Regions from separate parts of the Mus musculus genome. Here regions 1 and 2 are each linked to region 3. The links are chromatin loops, found by intact Hi-C in ENCODE. Cell type or tissue: heart. All regions are shown on one strand. Region 1 overlaps Pde1c (phosphodiesterase 1C). Region 2 overlaps Pde1c (phosphodiesterase 1C). Region 3 holds the start of Pde1c (phosphodiesterase 1C).

Evidence for each region. Hi-C counts contacts between places; a loop is a spot of excess contacts. Peaks named below come from ENCODE experiments on the same cell type or tissue, not always from the same donor. Only the 100,000 strongest peaks of a DNase experiment are listed, where the experiment ranks them.
Region 1: a loop joins it to region 3, with 2.2 times the contacts of the local background. A loop is called at or near these places in 2 of 42 quality-filtered maps.
Region 2: it touches region 3 in a loop (2.1-fold over the local background); 6 of 42 quality-filtered maps call a loop at or near these places.

Annotation. Positions count from the first base shown.
Region 1 is chr6:56,307,409-56,315,408 of GRCm38, reverse strand. The region is part of intron 2 of Pde1c (phosphodiesterase 1C); the gene reads left to right. Among named protein-coding and RNA genes, the nearest start is that of Pde1c, 51 kb to the left of the region's middle. In heart, no CTCF peak of the experiment used is centred here; a DNase peak (open chromatin) is centred at 4,838.
Region 2 is chr6:56,071,361-56,079,360 of GRCm38, reverse strand. It overlaps Pde1c (phosphodiesterase 1C), which reads left to right. Exons shown (of 19, transcript NM_001159953.1): 18 at 6,986-7,156. The coding sequence ends at 7,155. Among named protein-coding and RNA genes, the nearest start is that of Ppp1r17, 58 kb to the right of the region's middle. In heart, no CTCF peak of the experiment used is centred here; no DNase peak of the experiment used is centred here; H3K27ac peaks cover 407 bases.
Region 3 is chr6:56,358,109-56,366,108 of GRCm38, reverse strand. Pde1c (phosphodiesterase 1C) reads left to right here and starts at 3,717. Exons shown (of 19, transcript NM_001159953.1): 1 at 3,717-4,364. The coding sequence starts at 4,264. In heart, CTCF peaks have their summits at 3,675 and 5,783; DNase peaks (open chromatin) are centred at 3,678, 4,048 and 6,768; H3K4me3 peaks cover 1,846 bases; H3K27ac peaks cover 1,107 bases.

The DNA of each region.
Region 1 (8,000 bases), 51 kb after region 3:
GGTATGTAATATTTATTGATGTTGCTATCAGAAGCTGGAGTACATGCCTTGCTATCCTCTTCAAGTTTTTAAAGCTTCTGTAGATTAATCTGAGTTATTCTAATGGGCTCTGACTTTGTAAGTGACTTGGATTTTCTCTTTTGCAGCTTTTGTACCTATTCTTATTGTGTGTTTTTAATATGTTAACTATAATATTTTGTTAAGATTTTCTTTTTTTATTTGAAGTTCTGTAGCATCTTGTACCTAGATAGACAATTCTTCTTCTATGTGTGGGGCATAAAAGAATATCTTCATTCCTTGGTTATGGTATTCTTTGTTTATTACCATAATCTAAAGACTAAGTCTTTGTCTTATGCCTACTATAGCTTCAGTGAAACACCAAGACTGAAATCAAGTGGAAGATGAAAGGGTTTTAACTTATATTCCTACAGACCACCTGCTCAGAGATAGCACCAGCTATTATGGGCTGTACCCTTCTTCATCAATCACTAATTGGGAAAATGCCCTACAGCCAATTATTATGGAGGCATATATTCTATTGAGGTCCCCTCCTTTCAGATGATTCTAGCTCATGTTGAGTTAACATATTAGCTAGCCAGCAAAGTGCTGTTCCAAAACTACCACATATTCTATTTACATGAAAGAAAAAAATCCTGCTGATTGACGTTTCCGGAATGGGAAAATCCTCTATTTGTCTTCTATCCCTAAATCTCTGGGGTGATTCTGTTGGTTTGTTTTGGGCAGGATCCATTTTGTTGATGAGGTTTTAATTGTCCTACTGACTTTTTCATTTCTATTTGGGTTTTCATTAAAAATTCAAAGTCCGTTTTTATATATTGGATTCACTCCAATTTTATTTTTCTCTCTGATTTTATCTACTTTGAGTTTTTGGTCATAGTTATAATCATCTTTTTGTACTTTTTATCTTGAAGTTCTTCTAAATCAAATTTTACTAGAGGATATTACTATAGGATTTGTGGTTTAGGAAGCAGATCTATTATTTTGCTGTTGGTTTTTTTTAAAGCATTGTTTTCTTTTCTGCATTGGTATTTTCACATCTAGAATAATTAGTTTTTCCATTGAGGTTTACTTTATTTTTTTACTAAAAATCACTTTTGATTATTTATTTATTTATTTGGCAACATGTCTCTTTACCATTTGGAAAGGGCCTAATTCACAGCAAGTTTGTATTTGGAGCTACAGGCCCCATCTAAACTTTTCATCCTTTTCAGTTACAGTCTAGTGACTTAAGTGGCTTAGTTAAGGAGCTTGGAATAAATTTTTTTCTAGTAGTGTGCACTGGTTCTTGGATCTAAGTATTAGAGCCCAGCAAAGACCTGGTGAACCACAAATGGAGAGATTAGCCTGAGTCTCCCAGGAGAGTCCCTTGTAGGAAATAGGAGTGTGAGGGCTAGTGGGAGGTGTTATCAGTATCTAGGAAGCAGCTTTGAAGGTTTGGGGTGATTCAAATGTAGGGGGCTGGGAAAGAAAGCACACACAGGTAGTCTACCTATATCCCTACAGGAGTTGGGCTGGCTGGAGGGTCCCTGGTAGGGAATCTTCTGGGATCTAGTGAGTCCCTGGAAAGCAGCTGTGTGCTTTGGTGTGGCCTGGATAAAAAGGGTCTAGGAAGGATAAATGGAATTACTTTTAAATTTCTAATTCATTATAGTATACAGAAATGGAATTTATTTTAATATAATGATTTCCTATCCTCTATGTATGCTAAAAGGATTGATTAGTTCTAGTAACTTTTTGGGCCATCCGTCTTTCTATATAAAAGTTCATGTTGACTGTAAATAAAACACAGGCTTAGTTCCTCCCGTTCAATATGTATGCCTTTTTGTTTCTTTGTGTTGCATTCATGCAGTGCATACAACCTTCAGAATAATGTGCATCATTCTTCATGCAAAAGAATAGAATCCTTGTCTTACTCTAGAATTTGAGAAGAAAGCAGTTAATCTTAGACTGATAAATCTGATGTCAGCACGTATTTCTCTAAGGAGCAGAGAAATGTGTCTCAGCTTGGGCATGGGCTCTCGGCGTATGCTCAGCTTGGTTGCTTTAGAGCACAGCATGCAGGTCTTCCGCACACGTGTCCTGATTGTTACTTAAGTATTTATTAAAGAAGATTTTGTTGAAGGTGATGTTTGTTTTCTCTTTATGCCGTTCTCTTTTCTTAAGGACTCTGTCCTGGGAATTCTAGTTACCTTAGTCCACTTGAAATGTCCAGCCATCTCCTGAGTAGAAATCTACTTATCTGATTACCCCTCTGTGAGTGAACCAAACCCTGAGATCTTTCTCCAGGCAATATGTTGTGGTATCCACAGTACTTATGTGTTTCAGACACACCCTTCATTATCTGTTCTTAGTGGCCTGATACACAGTGTTTTGAAAAACATAGTTTTATATATTTGGCATGTTTTATGTTAATTTCTTATGAGGTACATCTTGCCATGATTTTCTATTCTGGTCAGCAATGGAGGGGGTAATGTTAGTCCCCATAGCCTCATATTAAGGAGCACCTTGATTCAGAATATATTCATCATTATCTCACTTGGAAGGATTCTTGAAGATATAAAAACAATTTTGGGCTTCTCACTTAATGTCTATGTATATATATACATGTCCATATGTATGTATTTTATGTGAAAAAGGGTTGGAATGTCATTGATACTTTTCAGCAAATTAGCATCTAATTGACACTGTTACACAACTACGGTGTTCTTTTGCTTTACTGTCATGTACACGTGAATCCACAGGCTCAGATCTCAAGTTGTTTTTAGAGCCCAGTCTAAAATTGATAGTCTACAGTATTTTGATACTTTGATTGCAGACATTTAATGATTACTTAAACAACAAATTTCTATCATTTAATCTGAAACATTCTCTGAAACTTTTTATTATATATTTCCCTATTATTTTGATTATTTAATTTCATTATTATGTTTTACTCCTTATGAAATTATTTAAAAGAGAAAATATTTTTTAAAAATAAACAATTAAATTTGGCCTTTTAGCACACAGATATTTATGAGTGTCTGCTCTGAGCCATATACTGTTTTAGATACTATCTCTGCCCCCACCCAACTCCTAACACCTGCCATCCAATTGCTCCATGGATCTCAGTAGAGTTAATTGTTGTTTATGGCATTCAGAATTTTATATTCACTAGTTTTGTTCTTCTGTATGTGCTTGAATATAATCAAATCTATCATGATTACATTTATACTGCTGTGATAACATGCAGCAACCAAGGTAATTTATAAAAGAAAATGCATAATATGGCTTACAGTTTCTGGAGGTCTATGACAGAGAGAAAGAATTGTGAGTGCTCACATCTTGATCCACAACCATAAGACACAAAAAGAACACTGAGAATCATATGAATGTTTTGAAACTTCACAGATCAACCGCAGTGACACACCTCCTTCAACAAGGCTATACTTCTTCATCTTTCTCAAACAGTTCCACCAACTAGCACCAAATATTCAAATACATGAGCCTACAGGAAGCATCCTTCAAACCATCACACCTACTCCCTAGCCCTCATAGACTCATGTCAGTATCATAATGTAAAATACATTTAGTCCAACTTCAACAGTCTATCCAGTCTTCCACAGCATCAACACAGTTTAAAATTCCAAAGTCTCTTCTGAGACTCAAGGCAATCACTTAATTGTGCTTCCTGTAAAATTAAAAAGCAAATTCCATACTTCTAACATGCAATGGCACTTCTAAAAGGGAGGAATAGAGACATAGTGAGAAAATACTGGACCAAAGCAAGACGGAAACCCAACAGGTCAAAGTACAAATGCTCTAGTTCCAAGTCTGATGTCAAAGGGCATAGATGGCTTCACTCTCCCAGCTTTGCTGCCTGCAACCTACTTTTTTCTCGTAGGCTAGAAAATGTCGTATACAACTAGCATGTCCAATATTTTGGGGTCTCCAACATAATCAGGCTTCACTTACACAACTTTACACATTGGTCTCTCAAGGCCTCAGTGACTCTTAATTGTATCCTCCTCATTAAAGGATAAAAGCAGTAGCTCCTGGACAATGCCACCAAGTTTGGTTGCTCGGTTGGGGGACAGTCTGGCCTTCTACATTTGCAGAAGCTTTCCTTTGTTGGTGGTTTTTAGGAACGGAGAATTCCTCAGGCCTTTCCTTTTGTCCAGTTGGAGAGTTGGAGGTTTTGCTGGGTGGGGTCTTGTCCTGAGGGCATTGCTCCTTTTTTTTTTTTTTTTTTTTCCATTTCAGATCAAGTCCTACTTTCATCTTCTTATCTTTCAGCACAAGACTTTCCTCAGGTCAATTTCCTGGTGTTGCTTTTCCCTTTAAGGTGTATATTTTGCATTTCTTTCAGTAGTCTCCCTTACTCTCTTTCCTTGTAGACCTGCATCAGAGTGATTATTAGTAACCACGTGACAAAATTCTATATTGGGATATCCTGAAATTTCCTGAGTCAGCTCCTATAGGGGAATCATTCTCATTCAAACCACCATAAGTCACAGAAGAAATGGGCCAAGGAGCAACAAAGAAAGCTGAAAGGAGAGAAAGGGAGGCTACTCTCTTCCTGCAGTACTGTCTGGACAATGAGCTCCTGGTATTTTTGTTTTACTGAGGCATTATAGCTGATGAGAGACAGAATAAAGGTGATCTGTGGTGTCCCACTCTGTTTGGGGATTCTATACACCACTTTCTCTTCCTTTGTCATCTTTGTTGGTCACAAATTCACCCACTGAGCATCAATTATGTTCCCTTTCTTGGCTTAGCTTACTCATTTATGGAATTTTATCTCCTGTGGTGCCTATGAATAGGACAACACTACTCCAACATTGCCCTTTATCATCTTCAAGAAGATGGTACCAATTTATCATGTACTACCAGTACCAAGTGTAAGTGACAGGTCTGGCACAGGAACTCTGCCTGGGCATAGAGCTTTTGGCCCAGGCATACTGGTACTGTATGAAGAATCTGGGATCCAAGCCATGGCTTATATCCCAAGTAAACCCTAATACTATAGAAACATTTATTTCCCTTCATTCTTTGCATTGTGTGGGGAGAGAGAAGGTATTGTGTTTTGGGATGAATTGAGCCTATTTTTTCAAAGTGACTGGACAGTACGGATCACAATAATTTCGCCAGAGAATGTTATTCCAGAAAGTGAAGCTTTTTCCCACAATGAATGTGATGGGAAAGAAGGAAGGTAATTTGAGGCAAAGAAGTCAAGATCTACAAAAGTTTGAAAAGTTATTTCTTAGGAGATTTTATTTTCCCATTTCATAATGAAACTCTTGTGACCTTTCTTACATGACTGGCTTTGGCCAGAATTATTGAAATCAGGAAAGGGACTATGGATCTGTTATTGATCTACAAAAAGAAAATGCACCTTCTGTGTTGATTAAAAATAAAAGACAACAGTGTTAAATAAACAACTAATAGCATTTAAAAGAAGTGTCTCAAAATTAAAACAGGTGATAAGGAGAAGGCTCAGTTGGTATAGTGCTTGCTGCATGTTCTGGTGAGTTCTATGTCAAATTCATACAAACTAGAGGTATATGAAAGAAGGGAATCTCAATTGAGAAAAAAAAATTGCTTCCACAAGATTGGACCTGGGTTCTATAAGAAAGCAGGCTGAGCAAGCCTTGGTGGAAAAGCTAGTAACCAGTACTCCTCTATGACCTCTGCATTAGCACCTGCCTCCAGATTCCTGACCTGTTTGGGTTCCTGTCCTGACCTCCTTAAATGATGGTCTACAATATGGAAGTGTAAGCTAAGTAAACCCTTCCCTCCCCTACTTGCTTTTGGTTATGGTGTTCTAGCACAGCAGTAGAAGCCCTAACAAAGACATTGCACAAACACGAGCACCCAGATTTGGTCCCTAGCACTCACATTAACAAACAAATTAAAAAGAACCCAAAACATGTATGCTACTATGTGCTGTAACTACAGGCCTGGGCGGTAGAGGCAGGAAGATCCCTCTTGCTGACTATCTAGCCTTGTTTAATCAGTGAGCTGCTTGTTAACTAATGAGATATCATGTCTTAAAACAAATGAATAAAAAACAGTAGATGACTCTTGAAGAATGACACCTGAGGTTGACCTCTGGTCTTCAAGACAATATGCACACAGAATCATAAATTTTGCATATATTATGCAGTCTCTTCAGTATCTACTGAAAAGAATCTAATTTGAATCAGGTTTAAACATTTCAAGATGTTCGTAGGCACCAATTTGTATTATGGGGAAAGAGATAATCAAATTCAGGTACTGAACTGGTAGAAGTCTTTTTAGTATGACCACATTAAAAATCTCAAATCTGTAATCTCCTGAACTTTGATTTTATGCTTAGAGGTGCCTTGTTCTATACCTGTTAGACACACAGTCACTAGTGTGACTGAGGAATCCCTTCTTTCACACACATGTGAAAAGAAACATGAAAGGGGAGTAGCTGGAGTGGAAGTCCACATTGAAGCCCACTGACTGAAATGCACTTGGTGTCTTGGACTCCTGACGTCTCTGTTCAATGGTGAAGATTAAATAATACAGTTTTTTTTTTTTTTAAAAAAAAGGACTTTGTGGTACTTGATAAAAAATAAAAAGGGTGAGACAGACACAAGATGACAGCTCAGAAGCCAAGGATTTTGATGAATGGCTCTCATTCTGTGGTCCTAAACTCAAGTGTTATAGAAATACCCTGAAGCCTATTAAGTATTATGGATAAGAAGACACTGGTCAAAGTGATGGATTGTAAGATATTGACTATGAGCCCAGGGAAGTGGAGTTTTATACATTTTGATGTTCCAGTGGAGCTGAAAACATGGTGTGTATCAAATAACTGTTGACTAATGAAATAAAGACACTTACCTCTCTCTTCTGAGGCATTTAGAATTGTTCTCTGTGTATATTGAGGAATATCCTCCCTTTAATATTAAACGAGAATTGACTTATTGTATATATTTAGACCCTTTCTGTGACATACTTGCATTAGGATAAGAAATGGAAAAGATGATTTATTGATCTATGAATTAGTAACTTTCTGATAATCAGTAAGCAGAGTGGGCTGAAATATGGCCTATGCTCAGATGAGTGTACCTAGACTCAGCATCTTACTATAGCTTATTCTGCTCCCGCCTAACCCAGTCCCTTCTATTAGCCAGATTTCCTTGCTATGCTGATGTCCCAAATGACTCAGCTCTATATTTAGCAGTAATAAAAACATTCTTTCCTTCCTAGTATGCATGGAAGGGAAAAATGCCTGATCACCCTGACCAGGTCTGTGTTGGGCATGGCGCTGGAAGTGGGGTCTTCCCCAGGGAAGTGATTTGAGAATGAGAGAGATGAGAGTTCCATCCTGAACCTCTTAGCTGCCTTCGGAGTTCATACTTCCTCATGTAAAATTTGGAACTGAGATATTGACCTTTACTGAGACAATGAACATTCTAAACACTATTTTTTGTTTGTTTGTTTTTTTGTTCTTTTTTGGTTTTTTGAGACAGGGTTTCTCTGTGTAGCCCTGGCTGTCCTGGAACTCACTCTGTAGACCAGGCTGACCTGGAACTCAGAAATCCGCCTGCCTCTGCCTCCCCAGTGCTGGGATTAAAGGTGTGCGCCACCACGCCCGGCTAACACTATTATTTTTTAAATATTTATTTATTTGTTTGTCTATTTATATGGTTATTTTGTCTGATTTTTTTTTTGGTGGTTTGTGGTATAGATACTGATATATCCCATGCATGCCTGAAGCTTTCAGAGGCCAGAAGATGACCTCCAATCTCAGGAACTCAAGTTACAGAGATATCATATGGGTGCTAGGAATCAAACCCAGGTCCTCTTGGGGGAATAGCCAGTGCTTTTAACCATCAAGCCATATTGTAGTCTCTAAACTAAAGATCTTTTAATGCTAATTTATTTTTAGGTATATTTGATTTTCTTATCTAATAGTGTGTGTGTGGGTGTGCGCGCGCGGGTGTGTTGTAGGCTAGGGTCTTGTGCAT
Region 2 (8,000 bases), 290 kb after region 3:
CTCATTTTCTTGAGGTAGTCTTTGGAAAACCAAGATCTTTAAAAATGTCATCATTCTATTGTTTAATATGAAATACAATGTGAAGATTCAAAAATAAAGTGTCACTTTAGACAACTCCATGTAATGTGTGTGGATGAAGAGTAATTTTCTGATTTGGCTAATATTATAAAATTCTGTGTCTACAAAAGTTCAGGATACCTATGAGCCTGGCTTCAGGCTAATGCTTCCACATCTTGGGATGTATATAAGTTGAAATTTTGTAGAGGATACTGCTACTGAATACTCCTGGCAATAACAAATCTGCCAGACAATTCCATATCTTCAACTCGGGAAATGCAGAAAAACTGCTAGGGAAGGAGCACTCCTTTAAATACCAGTGCTGGCTGCTTTTGGACCCGTGGTTCTTTGCATTCTCAGTATTGACTTCTGAAGTGAGTGCTAATTCATCACTAGTACTGAGTTGAGAGGGTGAAACAAGGCTCTCATGTCACATGACTACAGGGCCAAAGCTGAATCTGTCTACCCTCTAAAGACGACAGAGCTGCAAATGCGATTGTGGAGATACAAATCAGGAAGAATCCTGGAGAGATTAAGGTAGGAGTTCCTGCTCTCTGGATTTGTGGTGGTGTAAAGACAGTAGAGGCTCAGTCTGCCCCACAGCTTCTGCTCTATGTGCTTGAACTAAACTTGGACACCACAGCGGTAGGTTTTTTTGCAGCTCTTCATGTGACAGACAGGGGAGGAACCAATAAGGACAATTTCACCTAAGGTCCCAAGCCTGCCTGGCATGGTGACTTGTTTCTACTCCCCCAAACTTGGAACACATGCCAGCATTCTAGCTTGTGGAGAGGAGGGAGGCACCAGAAGAAAACACTTACTTAGGGGACCTCCTTCAGGATCTCTTTGAGCCATACACACAGAAGACATGTGTTTTAAGAAGCATTATTATAGCTGTACGGGGAGTACTGCAGAACTCAGCATATGCCACAGGAGTTATGTAGGTTCAGTGATACTTAAAGGGAATAGTTTTAACTTGGCATTTTAAGCCTGTTATAGCAATTATTAAAACTAAATTTGGTCCAACATACTAATCCATGTACCAGGAAGGGTCTGAAGTCTGTTTGGATGTGACTCAAGGCTTCAGACTTCCTTCATCATAGTTGTGATATACATCTATTAAGCCTCAGTTTCCATACCTGGGTAAGGAGTGGCCCCAGTGCTTCCTTATTGCCAGGTGTGAATGGAGGCATGGACTAAGCTAATTCATATTAAATTCTCAGCGTGTTACCTTGTACAGTTAGTAGACATTATATGTCATTTATCATAATCATATCTGAATTCAACAGCTGTATAAATTTGATGTCTAAACAAATTAAATCTGTTTTCTAGACTAAAGAGTATGTGCATTAGTTTATGAGAAGAGATAGGGGAAGGAAGTGAGGCAGGAGGAGAGGAGAGGAAAGGAAAAGAGAAGAGTGACAGAGAGAGACAGGGGAGAGAGAGAAAAAGAGAGAGGGGGGAAGAAGAAGAAGAAGAGGGAGGAGGAGGAGGAGGAGGGAAGGAAGGAAGGAAGAAGAAAAAGGAAGGAAGAAGGAAGAAAGAAGAAGAAGAAGAAGAAGAAGAAGAAGAAGAAGAAGAAGAAGAAGAAGAAGAAGAAGAAGAAGAAGAAGAAGAAGAAGGAGAAGAAGGAGAAGAAGGAGAAGAAGAAGAAGAAGAAGAAGAAGAAGAAGAAGAAGAAGAAGAAGAAGAAGAAGAAGAAGAAGAGGAGAAGAAAGCTATGGGCATTATTTGGGAGGAAGGAATTGTAGTATTTATGAAAATAATGAGGGCTAAATGAGAGTTGATGCTCCTGAAAGAGTGTTGATTTATGAAAATCAAAGATTATGTGTAATTTTAAAATAAACAATAATAGGTAATGATGTATAGTTTCTGTTTTAAGTTTGTCTTTTTCTGATTGTGTTCAAAAGTGACCTCTAAATAAACACTGTGTGCAGGTGTGTAAGCCGGAGTCAAAATCTACATCAGCTGATACTATCATTTTGTGCAAGTCATCTGCCATAAGAGGATATATTTCTTATTTCAGTGTCCACTAGTGGAAGACGTGTTAACCATGCAGATAAAACACATGGAAAGTAGGGTTCTGTTCCCTATTTGGTTCTTCTTTGCCCAGAGAAGGAGACTGTACTATTGGGTTCAGCTGTAGTGAATGGCAGTTACTGAAAGGAAGAGGATCGGGTCCCTTCTAAGACCCCAGAAACATTCCAATGATGAATAAAATCTTACGCACGCCTTTAATCCCAGCACTCGGGAGGCAGAGGCAGGCAGATTTCTGAGTTCGAGGCCAGCCTGGTCTACAAAATGAGCTTCAGGACAGCCAGGGCTATACAGAGAAACCCTGTCTCAAAAATCCAAAAACAACAAAAAAAAAAACAAAACAAAACAAAAAAACTTACCCTTCAGGAAGACACCTAGAACCCCAGAAGAAAGATCAACACAGCACTCAAGATGGTGCCCCTGTGCCTGCCCTGCTGTCATATCTTGCCATCAAATCTTGATCCCTGCGCAGGAGAAAAGCAAAAAGTACACACAAACAGCATTGGGCACAGCCTCCCCCCTTTCCCCATATTGAGTGGCTGTGACAGCAGGCATGCACGTATTTATAGCTCGGTGGGGAGCTGATCTCTACCAGTAGGTTCAGGCTATTTGCAGCTAGTGGCAAGCAGAGTTTTTGTTCTGACAATCAGAATTCTAGCAAATGGTAAATGTTCCTTCATGCTGTGAAGTGGGAAATTCAATAATACTTTGGCTGAGTTCATGCTGAGTTGTGAAAATAGGATGAATATGAAGAGGGACTGTGACTCAAAAGACATAAATCAGTGATCCCAGGCCTGAGCTTGTGATCTGAGACGCTCAGCCCTCCCTTCTCTATCCTCCTGGGTCACTGCAATGTTTTTATACTTGTTCTAGATGTGTTGGGGGTGGGAATGGTGGCGGCTATAATACTTGTTGACCCTAAACTATGGGATTAAGCATTCTGAGAGCTTAAATGTGACCATTCTAACAATAAACAGGGGAATTTATTCCTGTGTCACAACAGACCCATTTTCTGACAGCCTTCATTGTGTGAAGATATCACCAAGCAGTTTCAGCCTGGGCATTAAGAAGCCTGGGAAGAGCAGCTTATAAGAATGCCTCTTCTTGTAAGTGATGCACAAGTTCTCGGGTAGACCTAGAAAGACTGCCCACCAGGGCAGGGATTTCTGTTCTTTTCCGTTATACCAGCAGCACACAGCATATGTTCTAAGAAACCAATAGGTAAATATTAATCTTAGACTTCAAAAAGTGTGCTGAGCCAGACTTTCTGGGGGTCTAGTGGGAAAACCCCAGGGAACATTGTCTTATCGAATTTTCTCTCTGGTGTATTCCTGTAGAGTTGACAGATGATTCGGTAGAAGAAATGCTCAGTTGTGTTTCTTTTGTAAAATTACAACTCTAACAGTCAATCAAAGCAAATGTTCATATTGCATAGATATAACCATGGCCTGGAGCTGGTTTTGTTTTTTAGATTTTCCTATGCACATGATAATATGCTTTGTGGTGATAAGATTAGGTTAGGGGCTGGAGAGTTAGCTCACAGATTAAGAACACTTGCTGGTCTTACAGAGAACCCAGGTTCAAGTCCCAGCGCCCACATAACAGTCCACAATTGTCTGTAACTACAGTTCTAGAACATCTGATAACCTCTTCTAGTCTGAGGGTACCAGACACGTGTGTGGTGCACAGACACACATGTAGGCAAAACAGTAATACATGATATATAAAGCTTAGAGTCAGAGTTATTGTTCATTATTATGTGATAATAATCACATAAGCCTCTATTTTTGCTAACAAACACTTGTTCAATATTTTCATGATATCACAGTACTGTGTTTTATTAAATAAAAACTGAGAATTTATTTAAATATATTTCTATTTTTTTATTTCTTTAGTGTGTGTGTGTGTGTGCCCACGTGTGTGTGCCATGGCGTAGATGTTGTGCTCAAAAGATAACTTGTTTTAGTCAATTTCCTTCTCCCACTGTGTGAGTTCCAGTGATTGAAGTCAGATCATCTAGCTAGTTAGCTTAGTCATCTTGCTGGCCTGAAACATGACAATTTAATGTATCGCATTTCATAGTTCATTTGTGTCTGAGTGTATGTGATGTATGTGTACGGAGGGTGCTTATCATACGAACATTTGTGGAGGCCAGAGATGTCTTCCTCTATTTCTCCATGTTACTTTTTGAGGCACTGTCTCTCACTGAACCTAGAATTTGCCATTCCTTTTAGACTGAATGTCCAGGGAGACTCTGGGATTGACATGTCTCTGCCCCACCAGAACTGGGGGCCTATACTTGCTTGTCATTGTACCAGGCTTCTCTGTGGCTACTAGGGATCTGAACTTGATTGGGCCTAACGGTTACAGAGATTTGCTCATTGAACCATCTGCCCAGCCCCACATGTAACAAAATATTTGCTGAGAGGGTATTTCTGAGAACTGCTTTAGGTGTTTAATAGAAGTGTCTCTTAGCTCTAAGTCCTTTCAACCCTCTTAGTTAAGTACCATTTCCCTTTGGTCTTTAGGAAAAGCAGGAATGGCCTGCAGAGAGCTGGTGCTTGGGCAATCAGCTGCACCACCTCTGATTCTCCAGGCTTCTCACCTAATTATCATATTTGTTTTGTCCTTACTGACTACATTATTCCTCTCCCCATGTCCATTAACTAAACAGAATTTCAGGAGGAACAATAAGGGTTGTGGGAGAGTAGAACAGACAAGAGAAAACCTAATCAATTCTTCATCTCTTCTCCTCACAGAACTGCCAGTTAAATGTTGGACTCCACCATTCACATCTTCCTGCTTCTCACTTGCCACTCTTTTCTCTGTTCTAGGATCACCCAGGGAAACACACGAGAGCATTGTGTCTCCTTAGCTCCTCTTGGCTCTGCAGCTTCTCAGTCTCTCGGGCTTCTTTGCTTTACTAGTCAGGTGTTTTGTGGTTGTCTACCAGTTGGGGTTATCTTCTTTTTCTTACTGTTAGAATGGGGTTATGTAAGTTTTACTTTCATCACAAAATATTAACTCCTGTCACATAAAACCAAGGATATATGCTCTGTTATGCTATGCTATGTCATGTTTTGTCTCCTGAATGGGGCCATATTGGTCATATTTCTTCACTGTGACTGCTATTTCATCCTTCTTAGGATACACGTTCTTTGGAAGGATATTACCATGTTCAACCCATGCTAAAACTCTTCCTCCTCCTCCTCCTCTCCCTCCTTCCTCTCCCTCCTCTTCCTCTTCTTCTTCCTTCTCCTCCTTTTCTTCTTCTCTCTCTTTCTTTTTTTGGTACTTTTGAGTTTTATGTTTCTATAATGGTATCCAAGTCCACTGTGTATATACTGTGCTTAGTTCTATAGCAAGCTATTGCTATAAGATGTGTTTTTTCTCCCTCATTGGAGAGTGGTATTTGAAATAAATATGCACATATAAGATTAGTTCTCTGCTGCTGTAGCTTTAAAGCCTGCAATTATTCTAGGTCTGATAAAGAAATGCACGTGTGTACACTAAGCTATGTAAGCACTCCTATTTATAAACACTGTTATATGTAGCCATCAATATCTTTGTGATGAATTTGTATTGATTTCACCAAGTCTAATCAATGACCTTTAGATCGTGCTAGCCTCCTCCTTTTGCTTAGCTGCTAACATCTTCGTGGATAGTTTTTGTCATCTGTTCTCATTTTATATACAAGTTTTCAATTTTAGATAATTGTAGAGTAGAATTGGAATTGTTCATCTGCCCCTGTCTGAGAAGCAACTTTAATACCAGAATGCATAGTTTATGTGTAGCTTCCCTGACCCTTTTGCTCTTAGAGCCTGCTTATAAGCAGTTAATCAGGTGGTCCTCTAGCTTCCTGTTCCCTGCAGGCTCATTGTTACTTAAATTTGCAGGGATGTCAGATTTTTTGCAGTGCATTCTGGGATCCTAATAACCTCAATGCCTTTTTAAAAAATTGCATACATTAGAGATCTCTCCTATAAAAGTTTATGAGTTTTGACAAATAGTGTCAGAATCTACTAGTATTACATAAAATGATTTTACTCCCCTGGAATTCCTACTGCTTACCTATTTATTATTTTTTCCTCACTTTAATAATGTTTCAGCCAGTGATCTTTTTATTGTCTCCATAGTTCTGTGGGGTTCTTTCCCCCTTCAAGCTTATCCTGTAAGTACAATCACATAGTATGACTAACTTTGCAGACTGGTTTCTTTCTCTTAGCAACGTGTATTTAAGATGTGTCTACATGTTCATATGGCTTGATCACTCATTTATTTTTATCAATTTTATCAAATATTGCTTTTTTATTTGTAATTCTTCAGTGTACACATTTGTCCTGTGCTTATTTGATATATGTCTCTTCTGTAGCTAGGAGTTTATTCATTTTGCCACTGAATTGTTTCCTTCCACTGAATTTTAAGAGTTCTTTGTACATATTGGATATTAGATCTTTATAGATATCTTGCAAATATTTTCTTGGTGGTGTGCTTGTAGTTAGTACTTTGGGAGTATGTGGCATTTCTCTAGTCCCCAAAGCTTACACACAGTGCTAAATGTTGTGAGCAATGGATATGTCACTGCTCACCATGGTCACCTTGCTTGGTGATCCCGGCATTCCCACACCTTTTCATAAGTTCACCCATTCATTGCCATGTAAATGTTATATACAGCTACCACTGCCCATCTCTAGCAGTTTGTCTTTATTGAGTTTAAAGTTAATAACTAAGTTATATTGTGCTTATTCAATCAGTTTAGAAATTTAATCTTATTCATTTTTTTGGCTTGGAGGAGACATACAAGTCAAAGAGGAACACAACGGCCATGTCTCTGTCCAGTCAAGTCTCTCTGAAGCTAATGGTTCTCTGTCTTCCTTTCCATGCTCTCCAGTCATCAAGCCTCCTTTGCGTCACTTTAAGCGTCCTGCTTATGCATCTAGCTCCTATGCACCTTCCGTCCCGAAGAAAACTGATGATCATCCTGTAAGATACAAGATGCTGGATCAGCGGATCAAGATGAAAAAGATCCAGAACATCTCTCATCACTGGAACAAAAAATAGGGCAAGTATAAGAACAGAGAGAGTGTCCCTTAGCACCTACCAGATGCACCAGGACACACCTCTTACAGCTTACACTACTGTGGCTGACCCTGAGAGTCAAAGTGAAATCTGCCTGAGATTCCCCTCGGTCATTCTCTTATAGATCACCAGTCACTACATTTGGAGTCAATAAAGACTCCAGCAAAAAGCTAGTAAATGCTAGGCTTACTTGATTTTACTGTGTAGGCCTTTAAAAGCGGTAAGTTGCCCCCAAATTAAAAATGATGTATCTTATCCTGAAAAATTAAATTCTTCCCACTGACCTGTTTTTTCATCCCCAAGAGATGATTTACCCTTACACGAACACTGCCTCAATAGCCATCAGGGATAGGAAATGTACGTCTAAAAATAACTTTTCCCATTAAAATGATGTTATTTTGTGAAATTAAAATATGATTACACCATTTTCCCCTTTATTTTCCCTTCTTCCAAACCCTTGCATACACACTTGTTCTCTCTCAAAAGCATGACTTTTTGTTTTTTATATATTATATTATATATCGCATATATATATATATATATATATATATATTACTAAATATAATTATAATCTGCTCAGTCCCTGTGTTACTTGTATGTGTGTGTTTCAGAGAAGACTATTTGGTGTTGGACAATCAGTTGATGTGGTTTTTCCTGGGGAAAAAAACTAATTTTCTCCCACTCTCAGCATTCCTTAATTGATTATACTTCTTTGTCTAGGGTTGCAACCCCATAAGATTTCTCTGCTTCATGTTAGCATGTCTGCTAGTGTTGTCCAATTTTAAACTCACTGATTTAAAATTTAAAATACTTACTCAAAATTCAAG
Region 3 (8,000 bases):
TAGGCAGTTTTGCTTTTGCTTTCATTTTATATAAACATACAGAATTTTGTTTCTGTGTGAAATCTGTCATCCACGGATGAGATACAAGATGGCATTTGTTTTTGTGAGTTTTACTTAATACATTTATTATGACAATCTCCAATTACTATATCCATTTTCCTGCAGATAACATTCTATTATGTGTATACATACCTCATATTTTCGTCATTTATGCCTCTGTGGATGGACCCCCTAGGTCAGTCCTATACTTAGCTCTTATGGAGTTGTAACTGTTTTTTTGCTATTTTGTGGGTTCTTCTTTCTTCCACTCTTTCCACCCCCCTTTTTTCTATTCTTTCAACCCCCTAAAACTAGATAGGACAGAAAAAGGGATAGAGGGGAAAGGGACAACATTATCATTAGACTTGTTCCTCCTGATTAGGGCTGTTGAGTCCGTTGGGGAAAGTTTGATCTTTGCCTTCAGGATATCTAGTTTCTTCTTTTGCTGTTCCTTCTTTGCACATGACTACTTAACAAACTCAGACCAACAGCAACCAACCAACAACCAAGAACCCACACTGTCCCTTAGGGCTCTAGCATTTATACACCCTCTAAAAAGTACTTAGAATTCCAAATGTCACACAATCACAGAAACTATCTGCTGCTGGCAAAATCATGCCCCTGCTAGAGCACAAGGCAAATCATAGTCAGCTGCTGTGGACAATCTGAAGTAGCACCATATCCCCACATCTGGGATTAAAAGAGCCATATTCTTATATTACTTCTGTGTTTTTTAAAGAAACCAAGATGCCAAAATTGTCACTACAGATAGTGCTGCAGTAAAAAGATGTACAAATATCCATGTGAATTGTTGACTTGAGGCAGCAGAGTCATGAAGTTCTTCCTTTGAGGGACCTCCATACTGGTTTCCAAAATGACTGTCTATTAGGGTTGTTTTTCCTCTCTTTCCTGACATCCTTTGTTTTTATTTATTTTCTTAACGACTGCCATTCCATCAGTGGTGAAACGGAATCTCAGTGTGGCTTTAATTTTATATGGAAGTATGTTTTGATGAGGATATGAACAAACCTGTGATAAGCTTAGCAAACCACTTGGCATTGGTAGTTCCCAGTGGCTGATGGGTGCTGTGTTCATGGTTATAAAATCCCAGAGAGGAAGGGATCTGGGAGGTCATTCTCATATGCCTACAAAAGCTTGGGTTCTCACCTGACTAATATGCATCAAAGTTCTCTTTGAACCCTGAAACAAAACAGTTTGGTAGCTTTCTAATATATTATGGTGCTATGTACTGTTAGGGCAAATGCTTGCAAGTATTTAGGCTGTGTTACTGCTTAAATACTGGGGAAAGTGCTTTAAATTGTTGACTGTCTGCACATATATGGATAGGTATGCATGTATGTGTATGATATATATATATATATATATATATATATATATATATGCCTGAGTATGTGTATTTTTAAGTATTTGCCTACATGAGACTTTTCTAGAATTCAACTTTAAAAAACTGACTTAGTAATTAACAACAGAAATTAACCTCCAATATACAGTTGTGAGCAGCATTATGGCTTCCAAAGCTTGCTTCTGAGTCAGTCTGTATCTGTTTATTTCCTTCCTCCCAAAGAGAATGTCACCAGAAATTGTGATTCACAACATTGCTGCAGGTATCTAGCATTCTGCATCTGCATCAGCTAAAGGGAAAAGAACAGAGCAACAGAAAGCATGAACTTGTCAAGTGAAACAGATTTCTGACTGTGGGTTAGAGAACTCTTGATTAGAAGGAAGAAAGGATGCCTAAGCTCCTTTATGGTACTCTGGCTTCATTTCTCACAGAACTGGTATGTCAGGTCAAGAGCTGAGAGATGAGAGGCCGAGTGAACAGAATCCCTGAGAAGTTAGGACTCTTTGATCCCAGAAGGAAGAGTGGCTTCATCTTCATGGTTTGAAGTTAAGGAATACATTGGAATTCCTTATTAAATAGATGCTATTTGAAATATCCTATTTAAAAAAAACTTTGAAAATCATCTTTGACACTTTGAAATTATCTTCCAGGAGACTTCTAGTTTCAGAAATCATGACTGGTCTAAAATAAGGCAAATTTATGTATTTTATCAACTTTCTAATATAACGGTAGTTTCAAAAATATCTAATGTGACACTAAATCTTGACTTCAAAGATTCTCAGTAAGTTTTCTTATCTTTTCTCTCATCTGCTAGATTGTAATGAAAGCATGTTTGTTTTCCTTCTAACATGGGCTTATTTGACCTAATCAAATCCAGTAATATCTGCCTTCCTTTCCCCAAATCTCTCTACATGATTTCAAAGAATTGTATGGGTGGAAGAGACAGGAAACTTTTTTGCTTATATTTGTCACTTTGGACATGCAGACAATGTGATCTTGCGATGGGGACACTTTTCTGAGGCCAGAATAATGGTGCTCAACTCCAGTTCTGGTTGTTCCTGGTTTGGTTCTCGTTCTTGCAGGTAACTTCCTGCTATTCCCATTTCCTTGTTGAAAAGCGGTGATAATATCAGACTCACAGACTGTTGTGTGAGCAGAGAACTGTTAGCACAGTGTTCGGACCAGAGAAAGGTTCCTGTACTTGGCACAGTGCTTGTTATCCGAATGATTATTACATGTCTGAATTTGGTCAGCAGGTCCTCACTCAGGGCACACATGCACGCTAATGGAAATACCATAGTTTCAGCCCACACTTCTGTCTTCTAGCCCCCAGACAAGTTGGCAAACTATTTCCCTTTTTGGCATACCATTTCCCAAGTCACTGTTATCAGCTGGGTGAATGTGAATAAGTAATTATATTATTCAGGTAAATGCCCTCCACACTAATATATAGCAGCTGTTTAATATTACCTTTGCCTAGTAGCAATGCTTTAATTCAGTGGAGGTGTACTTTATGCCTTTATGTACCTTTAAGGATGGATGAATAGACTGACTTTTGAATCTGTGACAAATGAGGGCGACTTTTTTTCTGATCCACCTAGGTATCTTTGCTAGAGTATATGGCCAATTACTGGGAAATGATTGCTAATTACCCAATTCATTGAGCAAGTGAAAGGTATATACCCTTGTTTTATTCCTTTGCCAAATCATATGAATGGAACTTGACTTGACCAATGAAAAGTTGTTCTTGTCTTTAAGTTGATCCCTAACCCTAGATGCTTTCCTCTTTCCAACCTGGTCCCGTTCTGCTGGGCAATTATGTTATTGACATTGTGCATGACCAAGGGGACCATCTAGCAGGGTGGTGCAGCTGTGTGGAGCTGACAGACTGCCAAAGTCAACAGCTGCGTAGCCAGCGCACAGCGGAGCCGCCTAGAAGGCTTGTAGCATTATTTGAAGAAACTCTTTTGTTGTAATATCTGTTTTTGAAAGGGGGGGGAGAGAGAGAGAGGGAGGGAGGGAGGGAGGGAGGGAGAGAGAGAGAGAGAGAGAGAGAGAGAGAGAGAGAGAGAATGAGAATCAATTTTATTAGTAAGAAAACACCAGGGCTTTGTGCTGGGAAGCCCCAGATTTCCCTTCCTTGGGGCGCGGAGCCCTGTTCTTTATGCAGTGCGGGCAGCCATCATTGTAGGGCATAGGGCTGGGTGGCCAAGGGCTGCCTGTGGGGGCAGGTGTGGTACTCCTGCCCTGCTGACAGTGTTATCCCCTCCCTCCCCACACGGGGTGCCAGCCCTGTCACTAGCCCCAAGCCAACAAAAGACTTTTCTCACTTGTCAGTTCTTGCATGTCAGCAGGGCTTGCTGGTAAGTGAGGGGCACTGAGGCGGAGCAGGCAGGGCGCAGGGCGCAGGGCGGAGCTGGGCAGGGGTCTGAGCACCCCGCGGCTCACCCTGCTGCTCAGGCTCATCCTACTCCACCCAGCTCCTCACTTTCTCCCCTCTTTTTACCACTCAGTTCTCCTCTTGCCTCCAAATCCTCTGGGGAGCCGCCGGTAGCTTCTTTGGCTTTGTTTGAAGGGAAAAAGAACAGGAACAGAGTCGAGGCGCTTTCTCCCGGACACAGTCCTTATCCCTGTCCCTGGCAGTAGTAAGCATCATGGCTGGTTTCCACAGCTGCCTCCAGCGCGCACCTGGGGCCGGAGTCCCCTGTGATCCTTGCAGGCTCTGAGCCATCTCTGGGGACGCTGCAGGGGAAGTGACAAAGTGACTGAAAGACTCACTGGGCTGGACCCAGCAAGGAGAGGAGGCTGGGAAGGGACTACACAAACTCTCTCCACCTCACCCTCAGTGAGAACCTGCAGCTATGGAGTCTCCAACCAAGGAAATTGAAGAATTCGAGAGCAACTCTCTGAAACACCTGCAACCTGAGCAGATCGAGAAAATCTGGCTTCGGCTCCGCGGGCTGTAAGTACACCTCCCTACTCCCTGACTCCCTTGCCCTCTTTCCCTCTCTCGTCCCTATTTTACTGCGCATCCACAGTCACCATTCCTTACCCCTCACTGCAAGCCCTTTGAACTCAGTGGTAGAAGTTCCACAACTGTCTCTGTAAACTACAGTCTAGGCTCCTACCTTCTAACGCAGCAGCAGAAAGGGCGGCTTTTCTGTCCTGATGCTTTGCTCTTTACAAGTCTTGTTTTATTTGAGAAGGGGCCGGGCATACCCTCCTGAATACACACTTGTGATGCAAGTAGCAAGGAGGTGTTTCCGGTCCGTTTGCCCAGGGAGAGAAGTTTGGTGAGGGACTTTTAACTAGAAATTTTCTTTGTAAACTGTTTGCAAGCATGTTGGTAGATCATCCAGTGACTTAGTAACTGTTCAGATTCAGATAGACACTTTTGCTGATAATTCTGTCTGCCTACTCTCTAGCTCGGTTCAGGTCCTGATATTTTCTTAGGACTCTTCCTGGCAGGTTTTGCTTAGAGAAGGGTGGGCTGTTTTTAGAGAAAGTGCACATCAGATACACACGGGAACAGCACAAATGGTGATACAGAGAGAGCTCTGAACTTGAGTCACTTCACCTCGTTCTTTCTGGTTTAGTTGCTGAGGACTGAGGTGACTTCAGAGTATATTTTCCTTTATTACACATTCACGACCAGTGATTCCTTGTCAGCTGACACACAGCTCCCATTGATGCTGCTCACAGCAAGTAGGTGATTATTGTGTCAGATATTCGACTTCAGCGATCTACTGTAATTTTGAAAACCCTTTGCAGGTTTTCTGAACTTACAAGGATGGTGAGAGAGAAATAGCTCCTTGCTATGCGTCTGCCATCAGTGCTTTTGAAAGCATTGCATACATATCCAAGAAGCAAAGCCAAATAAATCAAGAAGGTGCTGATCTGATCTGACCTCATCTTAGGGAAGATCACATCCTGGCAGGATATTTAGAATTACTAAGGGAAGACGCTAAAGTTGTGTTCATTTCTTTCAGGGTCCCTATTCAGGGGTATACTTTATAAAAAGCATTCCATCTAGAATGGAAGAAGCCCATTGCCATTGATTTTGTAGGACGCCTTGCCAAGGAATTTGCTTTTTTGACTTGTATAGCTAATGTAAGTGGAGACTGTAAACTTACTTGGAAAACTGGTCCCTGGCTGGCAGGCTCTCTGGCCAGCTTATGCGGCTTATGTGGAAGCTCTTTTCAGAGATGTGTTTACAGGAAGCTCATGTACAGTGTCCTGAGCGATAGATAATCTTGTCATACTGTGCCACACACAGAACGTTTGTTAGGTCCACAAAACTTAGGGCCGAGGTGTGCACTGTGAAAGCAGAGTTAGGCTGGTGTTCTTGCCTTTCCAGCCAGAGGGACACATGGCTACAATCTCCGGAACTGTTTCTCTAGAGGTTTTACAAGCTAAAGCCATTCCACAAAGCTACTGAGGCTAGAAACAGCTTTTGGTTAGCTCAGCATAGCTCAGGTGGGAACTCATGTGAGAAGCATTTAGCTTTACACCACACGGTCTTGGTCTTGCAGCTTTCTCAGTTTCCTATGTGAGAGCTTTCACTCCTCAGCGTGCTGCAGTGTGATGTGTGATATATCCACAGTTGGATCTTCTCTAGTCTTTCACATCTTTCCAGACCTCGGGGGTGCCTTCAAATGTGTCAATTGGTTCTTTACCCAGTGTGCCTTTTCTAATTCCTCTTCCCACCTTTCCTGAGGAGACCCTTTTGCTCAATAGCCACGCTCTGACCGCTTTAGTTCCACTTTATAATTTAAAAGGTATTTGTTACTGCAATGTAAATTTTTTTACCACTGTGCTGATTCTACTATCATTTGTCTTACCACATTTATTTTCTTACTTACATAGTCATTTATTTGTTTCAACACAGTAGCAGTTCTAACACTCTGGCAACAAAAGCATATACATTTCTACAATTCAGGATAATACCTTACATTCTACACCATGGAAATTCCTGGGATACTCGTGTGTGTGTGTGTGTGTGTGTGTGTGTGTGTGTGTGTTTGTCTACACAACAGACTGTCAGAAAGAGAAAGGAAGCTGCTTTTTCAACATTTTAAAAGAGGCAGTGGCCGTAGTTGGATTTTCACACTAATTTATTACCATGACACTCTTACAGACAGAACACAGGTGGTCAGAGATTTAGTTCAACTGGTCTGAGAGCTATGTGAGTTCTGGATTATCTAGTACTCTCTCATGTTGGCACATGTACTTCCTCTGTAGGAGTGGATATGAAATTTTAACGTGCCACTCCAAGTCACCTTGTTGATAAAGGCTCTGCTAATGGGAAGTGTAGTATATCTTCATGCCGTGATGATATGAGAGACCTCGTGGCTGCTTGAGTTTGAGCAAGTGAGTCATGACCAGTGGCTTGGGCTCTGACCAAGAGTTTTTCTGCTGTCAAATGGCCACACAATGACAAGAAGGTGTCCCTGTGCTGCACTTTGTTTTAACTGAGTGTAACAGGACACATTTCACTTATTCTTTGGCACTTGCTATCATAATCACAATGTTTTAACCTCTCTTTCATTCATCTTGCCCAACTATGAGGCAGTATCATAAATTTTACGGTTATGCAATGCCTTATATTTCTTGCATTACTTAAAGTAACACACACACACACACACACACACACACACACACACACACAGAGAAAGAGAGAGAGAGAGAGAGAGAGAGAGAGAGAGAGAGAGAGAGAGAGAGGTAAGTGGCTCCTCTGTTGGTAGACGAGGGAAAATATTGCTTTTGTCTTTCCAGCACAGTTTTCTACTGTCTTCCTATAGTAAAAGGCATTGTTTCCCACTCTGCCTCCTAAACTCCATCAAAGGGTCAGGCTCCTGTAGCATAAGTTGTGAATCCTAGGATCTTATGTCCCTAAGGTCAGTGGGTCTCAATAAACATGGATCTCAAACAGGGACATGGAGTCCCTAGCTGGCATTCTGTGTCGGCCCTAGAGTTTGATAACTGTTCCCTTCTGGACTTTCCTGGTGACTACCATGATTCATTTCCTGTTATCTTAATGAGAAGAATTGTCTTATGCTAGAAAACAATAAGCCAACCTTCAGGGAGAAGCAGGAATGGAAAGGTAGGGTGGGGATCCCTGGATCTGTTGCCATAGCTGTTTTCCGAGGCTGTTGGCTGACCCAGCTGCATGGAACAGTTAGGTTCTGTTTTGCTTAGGTTGTTTTGATGCTGCTTTTTCTAAAAAAGGTCTGTTTTTATTTATTTATTTTTAAATTTTATTTTATTAGATATTTTCTTTATTTACATTTCAAATGCTATCCCGAAAGTTCCCCATACCCTCCCCCTACCCTGCTCCCCTACCCACCCACTCCCACTTCTTGGCCCTGGCGGTCCCCTGTACTAGGACATATAAAGTTTGCAAGACCAAGGGGCCTCTTTTCCCAATGATGGCCGGCTAGGCCATCTTCTGCTACATATGCAGCTAGAGACATGAGCTCAGGGGGTACTGGTTAGTTCATATTCTTGTTCCACCTATAGGGTTGCAGACCCCTTCAGCTCCTTGGGTACTTTCTCTAGAAATGTCTAAACTCTAAATGAGTCTAAAATGTCTAAAAAA